Linked DNA regions of Homo sapiens: region 1 is linked to region 2. The links are chromatin loops, found by intact Hi-C in ENCODE. Cell type or tissue: OCI-LY7. All regions are shown on one strand. Links, peaks and the distances in the headings refer to the core of each region. The heading gives the core; the rest is flanking DNA.

Evidence for each region. Peaks named below come from ENCODE experiments on the same cell type or tissue, not always from the same donor. Only the 100,000 strongest peaks of a DNase experiment are listed, where the experiment ranks them.
Region 1: a loop joins it to region 2, with 5 times the contacts of the local background. A loop is called at or near these places in 2 of 110 quality-filtered maps.

Annotation. Positions count from the first base shown.
Region 1 is chr20:7,647,745-7,653,132 of GRCh38, reverse strand. No RefSeq gene overlaps it. Among named protein-coding and RNA genes, the nearest start is that of MIR8062, 280 kb to the right of the region's middle. In OCI-LY7, for the core only: no CTCF peak of the experiment used is centred there; DNase peaks (open chromatin) are centred at 2,522 and 2,872; H3K4me3 peaks cover 1,541 bases; H3K27ac peaks cover 2,929 bases.
Region 2 is chr20:7,754,274-7,759,661 of GRCh38, reverse strand. No RefSeq gene overlaps it. Among named protein-coding and RNA genes, the nearest start is that of HAO1, 180 kb to the left of the region's middle. In OCI-LY7, for the core only: a CTCF peak has its summit at 2,675; DNase peaks (open chromatin) are centred at 3,631 and 3,891; H3K4me3 peaks cover 1,154 bases; H3K27ac peaks cover 2,701 bases.

The DNA.
Region 1 (5,388 bases), core at 283-5,282, 110 kb after region 2:
GTCTGTTAAAGGAATCAGAGTTTTTTTTCTTTAATTTTTATGTTCTGTAGTGAGAAAGGAAGATCAGCACTTAGAAAGTTGATTAATATCTAAATAATTTCTATGATCACCTGTGATTTGGAAATAGTTGAACTGAACAAGAAGTTAAGTTCAGATTTTAAAATTATGACATTAAGAAACCACAGTCGTAGGAGAAATTCTAAGGATTTTGATATTTTATGCTATAAAAATAAAGAAGAAAATATGTGAGTATCATGAAAATGGTACAAAAATACTGCCAATTTTTATGTTTGCCTCAAGTAATAATAACAATTGTAGGCTGCCCTTTATTTAGGAAGATTGGGGAAGTGTCTTGCAGTCACTGTCTCAGTGCTCACAGTAGCTCCTGAGAAGAAGAAAAGATGGGAATTTCTTGCTAAGCCCACTGTACGAAGAGGGGAATCAAGGTGGAGACAGTTGAAGAGACTTTTCCCAGGGCACAGACCAAGACCAGAGCTCAGAATTGGGTCATCCGTCTCCAAGTCCCATCCTGAGGTAAGTCTATTAATTCAACAAAAATCAATGTGGGAGAGCTATGAAAATCATTTCAACCTGTATTTTACTTAAATTTAAAGATTTACTTTTCATTTCTGTCAAGGCATTGGCATTAATTTTATCATGAAATTCAATAGAAAGTTTAAATCTTCTTTACAATTAAGTATAGAGTGTTTGCAGCCCTTTGATTTCCTTTCCTTTTAAGCCACTTCTCCAAAATGTCGTGTTTACCTTCAAAACAGGGGGCTTTGGAAGGGTACCGCTATGGATTGTGATCACAGCTTTGGAATGTATTATATATGAAGTTGGATGAATTATATAACTTCTCTGACCCTCCGTTGTCTCTTTTGTGAAAATTAGTGTAATTGTGTGAAAGATGCTGAGCACAGGTGCTCAAAAAGGTGGCTCATGACCTTCACTGATCATGTTAAAATAAGGCACTCTCAGAATTGCAGGTCAGAATTGATGAAAGAAGAGAAGCAAGGGAGACAAATCAAAGGTTCTCTCCTTTTTAATTGGGGAAACAAGTGCTGAATGGAGAAAACAATCATCTATCTTGAAGAAATGAAATATGAGACAAAAAATAAATCAGGAAAGATGAGAAATTCAACTTCAGAATCCAGGGTGGATCTACTATTTGAGGTTCAGTCCACCTCAGTCCATGGCAGAAATTTCACAGGTAGGAATTCTAGTGAAATTGATAGTGTGGAAATGTTCTATTTTCTTCTATCTTATTTTCATTTTCAGTCTCCTATCCTACTTCCCACCTCCCAATTTCTGGTTCCAATACACTTCTTATTTTACCTCCTAGTTCTGTAATATCATCTTCCTCACCTCCATAAATACTGTTCCCATTCTTTTTGCTGAATGAAAAATGAGTATTAATGGCATCAACCATTAGCTGACAACATCGATGATTTCAAAATAAACTCATCAGGTGTGAGATTTCATTATTTAAAATAATTATTTATTTTGAAAACTTTTAAATCTACAGAAAGGTTGCACAAGTGGTGAAATGCACCAACTTTTGCCACATTTGATTTACACCTTTCTCTCTCTCTCTATTTCTTTCTCTCTTTCTTTCTGTCTCTTTCTGTTAGAGTCTATTTCTCACGTTAAAAATATTCAGTGCATCCTGATCAGAGAGAAACTGTGATTTTATTTTTATTCATTCATGTTAATGATGATTATACTCCCTGCAATAGATTTAGGAATGAAGCATACCCCTCACCTTCTCCCTCAACACTCCAATTTCCTGTGACTCCCAGGTTCTCAGAAAGAGAAGCTTAAATCTCATTGAAATACTTCATAATGAAATGTGAGTGAAGTCTAACCACCCGAGAGAGCATTTGCACTTAATAAGATTAGACTGTTAATCAACTTAAACCTGTAATTGTGGAGAAGATGGGGGTTTGTTAGATAACATATTTGAGTGACAAACTCCTGGTGATCCTTGCCTTCTCCAGTCCAAAATTATGTCTTCTGGGTCTTTCCCACATGGAGTATCCATTTTAACTGCACACTAATATTCCCCGAATCTCCAACTTATCCTTGAGAGTAGCTTTTTGTCTTCATGTGGCAAATCAAAAATGGAACATGGACTTTAAAAATCCGAACTGACAGGAAATCCATCTTGTGTGTGGTTCTTGTGTCTAAATGCCTACGTAATATAGTCATCTTTTTGGGATAAACTATGGTTTGGAGAGATAGGCAAATATTTGCAATAGCAAATCACTAATCTAGGTATGAAGAGGGCCCCGTGTATTTCATTAAAGGAAGGCATGCCCGTGTTCCCATTTCCCACAAGCATTTTGGTTAAATGACCCTTCATGTGAACCAGAGTTTGGGCTTCCTCTCAGACATGCTGACTTGGACCTCCTAGCACAGCTGTAAGCGTCTAAAGAGGTTGCACTGCAGAATGATCCCACATATCTGATGAACCACAGGATGTCAACAAGGCACACCCATTGTCCCACATTTGGCAGGCTCTAAAAAAAGAATGCAGCAAGAGCTTGTAGCAAGCCAAACCAACCCTGACCAGAGTAATAGGCTCTTCCAAATGGGTGCGGCCAAGTGGATCACATTGAAAAAGAACAGGCCCTAGGTTAAATCTGTATTAAAGAAAAGCAAGGGCTTAACTGTCACGAAGAATGAAAAAGGAGCTATGGACCCTTTCATCCTCACCAGGGTTTGAGAGGGTGTTGACTGAACAATATTGTTCCAACCTCTAGCTTTTTCCTTGAATTGAGAATCTTAAGAGTAAAGGGAGGTGGTTTAAACTCATGCTGGTCATACCACACCTCAACATTCAGGATAGGGCGAGGTTCTTAAGTTGTAGCTTCATGAGAAAGGCCCCAGTGACTTTTTAATTTGGACTCAGAGAAAAGGAAAGGTCATGTCTCTTAACTACTATTCACTGTAATATACAAGGGAAATAGAAATACATTCATCTTCTATTTTTATGCTCTACATCTGTGGCTGTTTATCCTCTTGTCACACACAGTTGCACACACATTCAACACACAGATTGATACTAAGGAATGGGTGTAAGATTATGTGAGCATTATAGATACAAGTGAACACACAGGTAAACATCATGTTATTCCACCTCACATATGCAGAGTAAAGAAGAAACACGTATCACACAGTAATTAAGAAAAAAGTTCTTGCTCTAAAAGTTTGTCTAATCTGAATGTGGACTGGGAGCAAAAGAAGTGTATGTATCCATGGTCTTGAAGAGTTTTCTGAACCATCAAAAAGGATTTGAATTTGTGTTCTTATAGTTTGAGCTCTAAATCTAATTAATTGTGTCCTGAAAACTTAAAATTGATAAATCTAGGCGAGTACTTCTGCTAAAGTACTTCTCCTAAATTCGAGCTAAATTGTCCATCTTTGTCAGTGGTCTTACCCTGTTCTTTCTCATGCCCAGCCTACATCAAAAGGCAACCTTGCATTATTCCCTATCATCATATTTCCCATTTCATTAATCAGGAAATTTCGATATTTGTTTCTATCAAATGTCCCTCTAGCCATTTCTCTTTCCATTTAAAGTCCCATCAGCCAATTCAGACACTTATAACTTCAACCTTGACAGAAGCATTTGGCTGGGCTTCTCTTCCTCGGTTTCCCAAACTTCAGATCCTTACTCATTTCTCAGACCACAATAATTATGTGTAATCCACTTATTTGAAATATGTTAACACTGTACTGAGAAATCATTTGTCACTGAATATTTTACATGACACCTAGTCTACCACCTTTTGCCTGGTGTGTTAGACCATTCTTGCATTGCTATAAAGAAATACCTTAGGCTGGGTAATTTATAAAGAAAAGAGGTTTAATTGGTTCACAGTTCTATGGGCTGTACAGGAAGCATGGTGCCAGCACCTGCTCTACTTCCTAGGAGGCCACATGGAGCTTTTATTCAAGGCAGAAGGCAAAGTGGGAGCGGGTACGTCACACGGTGAGAGTGGGAGAAAGAGAGAAAAGGAAGCAGGGATGCCACACATTTTTAAACAACCAGATCTCATGAGAATTCCCTCACTATCTAAAGACAGCACCAAAGGATGGTGCTAAACCATTCATGGGAAATCTACACTCATGATCCAATCACCTCCCATCAGGCCCCAGCTCAAACATTGGGGATTACATTTCAACATGATATTTGCGGGGACAAACATCCAAATTATACCCCATGGTTTTCAAGGCCCCTTCTTGTTTGTTTGCAGCACAATAACGCAAACATTTCCCCCACTAGTATGTGGCACATACAACATGCATTGTGGTTGTAGTCTAGGTTTGTTCAGCAACCCCTAGGCATAAAATGGTCATTTCTGCCTAACAGCCTATGCTCCACTTTTCTTGCAACAATATGTAATCTCCCATTGCCTTCGTAAATGCTTGCCAGTTTTTCAGCCCAGATAAAATCTGTGTTCTGGAAAGCCTTCTAGGACTACACCACTCTCATTTATGTGCTTCTCTGCTAAAATTTTTACCAATGGTAATCTCAGTCAAACAAATTACACACAGACAAACATGCACATATTACCTTCAAATGTTCACTGTAGTTTCAGAATGGGTTTGTCTGACCATTAGAGATGGGAAATTATTTTAGAGAAAGAACAATGTCATATAAACACATTTCCCTGCAAACACTTTAAAGCAGTAAGCACAATATATATAGCATGCAGCATTTAGTGAATGCTTATTTTGGAATGAATTAGGATTGACTATAAACAATAATATTTATTTAAAAAAATCACATCACCTTAACCAAACTATGTCAAACCTAACTTTGCTCTGGACAAATACAGTTTTGATCTATACATGTAATAATACTGAAAAAATAATATCAGTTTTCATTGTAATTTGGAGCTTTCTAAGAGCTTTCTTGTGGAGTAGAATACTTTCTCCACATAAGAGCACTATAAGGTGAATGTCATTGATGTCAGTGATGGCCTATCTGGAGCAGCCACTGCCATGACGCCACTTGCAGTGGGGAAGGCATGACCAGGGCTGTGCACCCCATGGAGCCAGCAGGAGCTGGGATCAGGCAGGAGCCTCACCCTTCTAGGCGCAGCTGCAGCCACTCAGTTGCAGCTGCACATCCAGGAATCTTTGCACTCTCGGGGGTCCGGAAGCCCCCCTTCCCTGCCAGCTTGGAAGTGCCTGCTCCCCTGCCTGGCCTCTTGCCGCTCCTAATGCCTCTTCCAATTATGAAGCAAAGTTGAAACTGAACCTGGGTGTTGTTGCACCTCGGCTGTGTGTATGCATGCTTGGGGCAGCTCTGACATGCCAGCCCCCTGCCACCTTGGCCCCCTCTGAACTTTGGGCACCAATGAGCATGGAAGGGAA
Region 2 (5,388 bases), core at 209-5,208:
GCATCTAGAAAATGTTATTCCAAAGTGACCTCAAATTTTAAATATTTGTAGGATTTCCTGGAAATGAACACATTTGAAAGAAAATATACTAGGTGGCAGGGCTGAAAAGCTGATGTTTTGGCTGCTTTTTTGATAAACTGGGAACTGAGAGAGTTGGATTTCCCTGGAAGTTCTAGAAGGACGGTGGCTGACCTGGGCCTTATTTTTACTTCTGATTAAGTAGTTTTTCTAGTAGATAGCTGCTATAGCAAAGTATTTGAGAGAAAACCCAACCATTTGCCCGTCCAATTGCTCTAGACTTACTAACATTTCTGTTGTAAGACTCTGGCTGCAATTTATTTTAAATGAAAAAAGTCCCGATATTTTAACATAGAGTACTAATTCTTTCCCAACCTTGTCAGCATAGAAAAACATGGGCCTTGGGAATGCTAGTTTCTGTCCTCTTACCAGCAGCTGGGTGGTCTAGCCCAGACCGTTTATTAAACATTGTTGAAGCCCATTGCGTAAGGATAAACACTTCTTGGAAGGAGCAGGAGTCAGGTAGTAGAAGCTGCTGTATCCCATGAATGAACGTGGATATTTGTATCTCCATTTAAAGTAGTCTGTTTGTGATGATCCTGTAAAAAGAACAATATGCCTCTCTCCAATGATGTCATGATTTCTGAAAAAATAATACCTTGCCTCTGGTTTATTTGTTATTATTATTATTTTATGCTCCAAACAGTTGTCCCTTTGGGCACTCTCAGGTTGTTTGTGGAGGGGGTTAATGAGTGAGGAGTGCCCCTAGGTGAGTATAAATCTTTCGCTTCTTACGACACAGCAGAAGGTGGAGTCCTATTCCTCTGATTCAGAAGTTCTGGTTCCTGGCCCCTGTTCTAGGGTGAACTGCTTAATGTCTCTCCATCTCTTGACTCCTTCACCAAAATGAGGACGCCAGTGACTCTTTTTAATTGCTCAGGAATGTGACATTTGAAGATAATACTTGAAAAAGTGGTGGTGGTTTTTTGAGAAAAGATTCTATGTAAATACCAAATGATAATAAAATGATTAAAACTTCAAGCATCTCGAGTATGGGCAGAAATAATTTAGGATGAAACCACATCTAATGGATATTTCACTAATGCTATTTTCTCCACTATGTTTATCTTTGATGAATAGAATACAGTCGAATACTATACAAGTGCATCACATCTCTGCAGTGGGTACTGGAAGTCAGGGGTAGGGAGAATGGGGAGGGGAGGGGATGGATTTTTACATTTCCTGTGGGAGTTGGGTGATAGCAAAAATACTAGTAGATCATGGCTTTTGCATTTCCCTAATGATAACTAACTTAATGGGAGCCTTCCCACACCAGAGATTTTTTTATATTGTTGTGTGTTTTATAGCATTATAATTATTTGTGAACTTGCTTTTATTTTCTTTTGGACTATCAATTCTTATTATATAAGGAATGTGTTTCATTCATCATAGTAGTTGCAGCATCTAGCCAAATATCCAGCACATAGCAGGTGCATAAGATGAGTTTGACAAATTAAAAATAATGTTGTCTTTCATTTAAGGGCCCAGACTATTTGTTAGATTCATTTCTAAACAATTTTACAGGTGATAACATGGGAAATCCCCACTACAGTGATGGACACACATACCATTAGCATTCTGCAGTGCAAACATAAAAGAGATTATAGGAGAAATCAGAGAAGTGGCACAGTTTGCGCAATCCTCAGATTTTCATTATCCTACTGCTTAAGCATGGCCAATGGTTCTGCAGAGAGGAGCCCTGTCCTCAGTGTGTTCTACTTCAATGGTTTTCAAGGTATACCTTGGATTAGCATCAGCATTACTTGAAAACTTGTTAGATATGCAAATTATCGGGCCATATTCAGACCGACAGACTGAAACTCTGGGATTGGGGCCAGAAATCTGTGTTTTATCAAGTCTTCCAAGTGGTTCAATGCACACTGAAGTTTGAAAAATTATGATTGTACACAATTGTGGTGGGAGTCAGGGTTGGGAGAGAATATGCAGGGAACATCTATGAGATTACGAAACAATGGACGCTTTCTTCTGGGGTAAGTGGCTATGTGAGAGGTGGGTAGAAGGGGCTGAAGCTGGTATCAGCCTGTTCTTCTATTGAGATAACTGAGCTGCTGAGACCGCTCTCCACTAAGCTCACCAGAAAGTGAGAAGAAAGAGTCTCCAGGGCCATTCACATTCATCCCTCATCAGGGTTGTCCTACTATCATGGCTTAACAGGTGTGGAAAGTGAAGCCCATGGTGTATGTAACTTGCCCCAGGGTATCTAGTTGATGGTGGTGAAGTCCAATTCAAACCTACACAGTCTCCCTCAAGATCAGTGTTTATCAAAATTGGCAGGTATCAGAATCACCTGGGGCACTTGGTCAACACAAGAGGGCAGGCCCTGTTCCACCTCAAGAAGCCTGGGCCTGTGTTCTCTATTAGGTCTCCAGGTGGTTCTGGTACACCCTAAAGTTTGAGAAGTGCTGCTCTAGAGCATTAGTTTTCAACACTTTCCAGGAGCATTGAAAAAACACAAAGGCTCAGGTTATCCTCCAGACCAATTATACCAGAAACTCTCTACATGGAGCTTTGGCATCAGCATTTATCAAAGCTCCCAGGTGACTTCAGATATAACCAGCATACGTGAGCAACCACTGCCCCTAGAGTCCACGCACCTAACCTATAGGCTGCAGCTACCTATTAGTGATGGTGATATTTCTAAAGCACCTGGTGCAATGCTGACTGGTAGTAACATTTGGTCAATGTTGGATGATCCGATATTTCCTTATGGTCTTTTACTTCTCAAACTGTTCTCCTCCCCAGAATAGATCTTAGGAAAAGTTTTGTAATTCTGAGGTTTGTTCCTAGCAACTGCTCACCTCTCCTCCCTTTGGTTCTCCCCTTCTTTCTGGAATATCTTGCAATCTGGACTTACCTATCACTCCCTGTTCTTTGAGGCTTTCTTACTTGAGCCAGAAACCCCTGCCAGATCCTTCTTTACTCAGGTTTTCAAATACTCTTTTTTCCCTAAAATTAACTTTCCTTAATGGAAGCATGATATTAATCATTATTGGTTTCCCCAAGTGTTGCCTACAGACCACTTGTACCAAAAGTACCCCTGGAATGCTTGATAAAGTGCAGGTTCCTGATTCCTCTACAATTTTTGTAAATCAGAATATGTGAAGCTGAGCCTCAGAGATCTGCCTTTTAATAAGATTTTCAAGTGATCTTTTTTCACACCTCAGTCTCAGGTTGATGCCTGTCAGCCTAGCACAATGTCACATAGACTGTAAATTTCTATAGACTTCTGCTGAACTCTCTAGAACAAGGAGTTAATCGTGTCTGATGAAGTAATGTCTCCTAAGGTGCTACTGACTGGTAGTTGCAGGTGTGAAACTTTTTCAGCACTCTTTACATTTAACAAAAATGGCTTAGGGCTACCAGCCTTGATTCCTTACTACCAAGGACTACTGTGCATGCTCTTTCAGAAAGGTCTCCCAACAATGCTCTTAAATCACATTTATTTATTACTATTTAGTACCCAGATTAATACTACAGCAGACCTTATTGTCCTCCATCCACTACCCGCCAAAGGGGGGCTCAGGGACATAGCAGGTGTCTTCCATTTCCTGGCAGCTGTGTGTCCTCCACCTGCAGCCCAGAAAATCTGGCTCCTGCATTTCTAAATATTTTTAGAGTGTTCTTATTACCAGTTTCTGGGATAGCATAATAAGGAGGGCTTGCGCTATATTTGGAATTGATGGTTTTCAAAGACTCAATTTCCAAATCAAATACCTAAATTGGCACCCAATTCTTAATTACCCATTGATTCTCAAAATACCCCATGAACTCCACCAAGTAGAAACGGGAAATGAAATAAAACATGCCATCTGTCTACCGGACGGATGCTATTTGAAGGAGTGGTTTCAAAATTTCACTTTGGTTTTAAAGATTTGTTACTTGGAAGAAGCTATGTACTTGGCACTATTTTATTTTGATGGAAAAATAATTGTAGAGTATTAGTGTTTTTCAAGAGAGTTTATTTTACCGAAGCTTCATGCTCACATTTTTGTTTCCAAATCCAGACAAAATTTTCTACATTTGACAAGTATCATGTGAAGATCAACGTTCCATTTTAAGCATCTTGCATGATTGATTGGATCCCTAAGTCTCAAGCTCTCAACCTTTATTGTGCATCAGAATTTACCCGATACATTTGAAAATGTTTGCATCCCAGGTCCTACACCTAGATCTTCAGATAAAACTGGTCTTTAGTGAGAGCTAGTCACATGTATTTAAAAAAAAAAATCTTCCCAAGTGAGTCTAAGGGAAAACCAGAGTAGAATAGCAGACCAGAAATGAAGTGTTTGAAACAAATTAATCCGATGATCAGGATTATGGACTTTTAAATTTGTTTTATAACTCTTTTTGGAAAAAAAACCCTTCATTTTAACTTTTCCTTCATTGTTTCAATTTTCTATGTAAATGTCAATTACATCATCTTATTTTTGGAACAAGATGAGCATAAATATTTTTTAGAGTGGAAGCAAATAAAACATGAAAGAATTCTGATTCCTAATGGAATTAAGAGAATGAACTTAAACTACAGTGTATATCAACAAGGCAGATGGAGGTTTAATAATTTTTTTTTTTTGAGACGGAGTCTCACTCTGTTGCCCAGGCTGGAGTGCAGTGGTGTGATCTTGGCTCACTGCAACCTCCGCCTCCTAGGTTCACGCCATTCTCCTACCTCAGCCTCTCGAGTAGTTGGGACTACAGGCACCCGCCACCATGCCCAGCTAATTTTTTTTTATTTTTAGTAGAGACGGGGTTTCACCACGTTAGCCAGGATGGTCTCGATCTCCTGACCTCGTGATCTGCCTGCCTCAGCTTCCCAAAGTGCTGGGATTACAGGCGTGAGCCACTGCGCCCGGACAATAATTTTTTTTTATATCACAAAGATTTACTGAGAATTTTAAGTGCTAGACATTGGGCTTTGGCTGTCTCCATTTTGGTAGATGACATACTTGGTTAGGGTTCTTTGGTTGTAAGCAACGGAATTAAATTTCACTAACTCAAGCAGAAAAAAAATTATAGGAGGGGTTGGGGGACTGTGTGGGAAGACATGAGCATGAAGGGAATGAAAAGAAACACTAGAAAGGATAGAACCAGGCATTCTAGTAATCTCAGTAAGAGCAACTGTGCAACTGAGTTGTTGGGACTAAAATGTTGGAATACAGATATCCCAATTTTTTTTTTCAACTTTTCATTACTCAGCTCACAGTACAAAGTCCCAGGACAGAAAGTCCAATATGTCCAGCTTAAGCAATGTGTCCACAAAGTTGGCAAGGAAGGCCAGGCACCTTGATT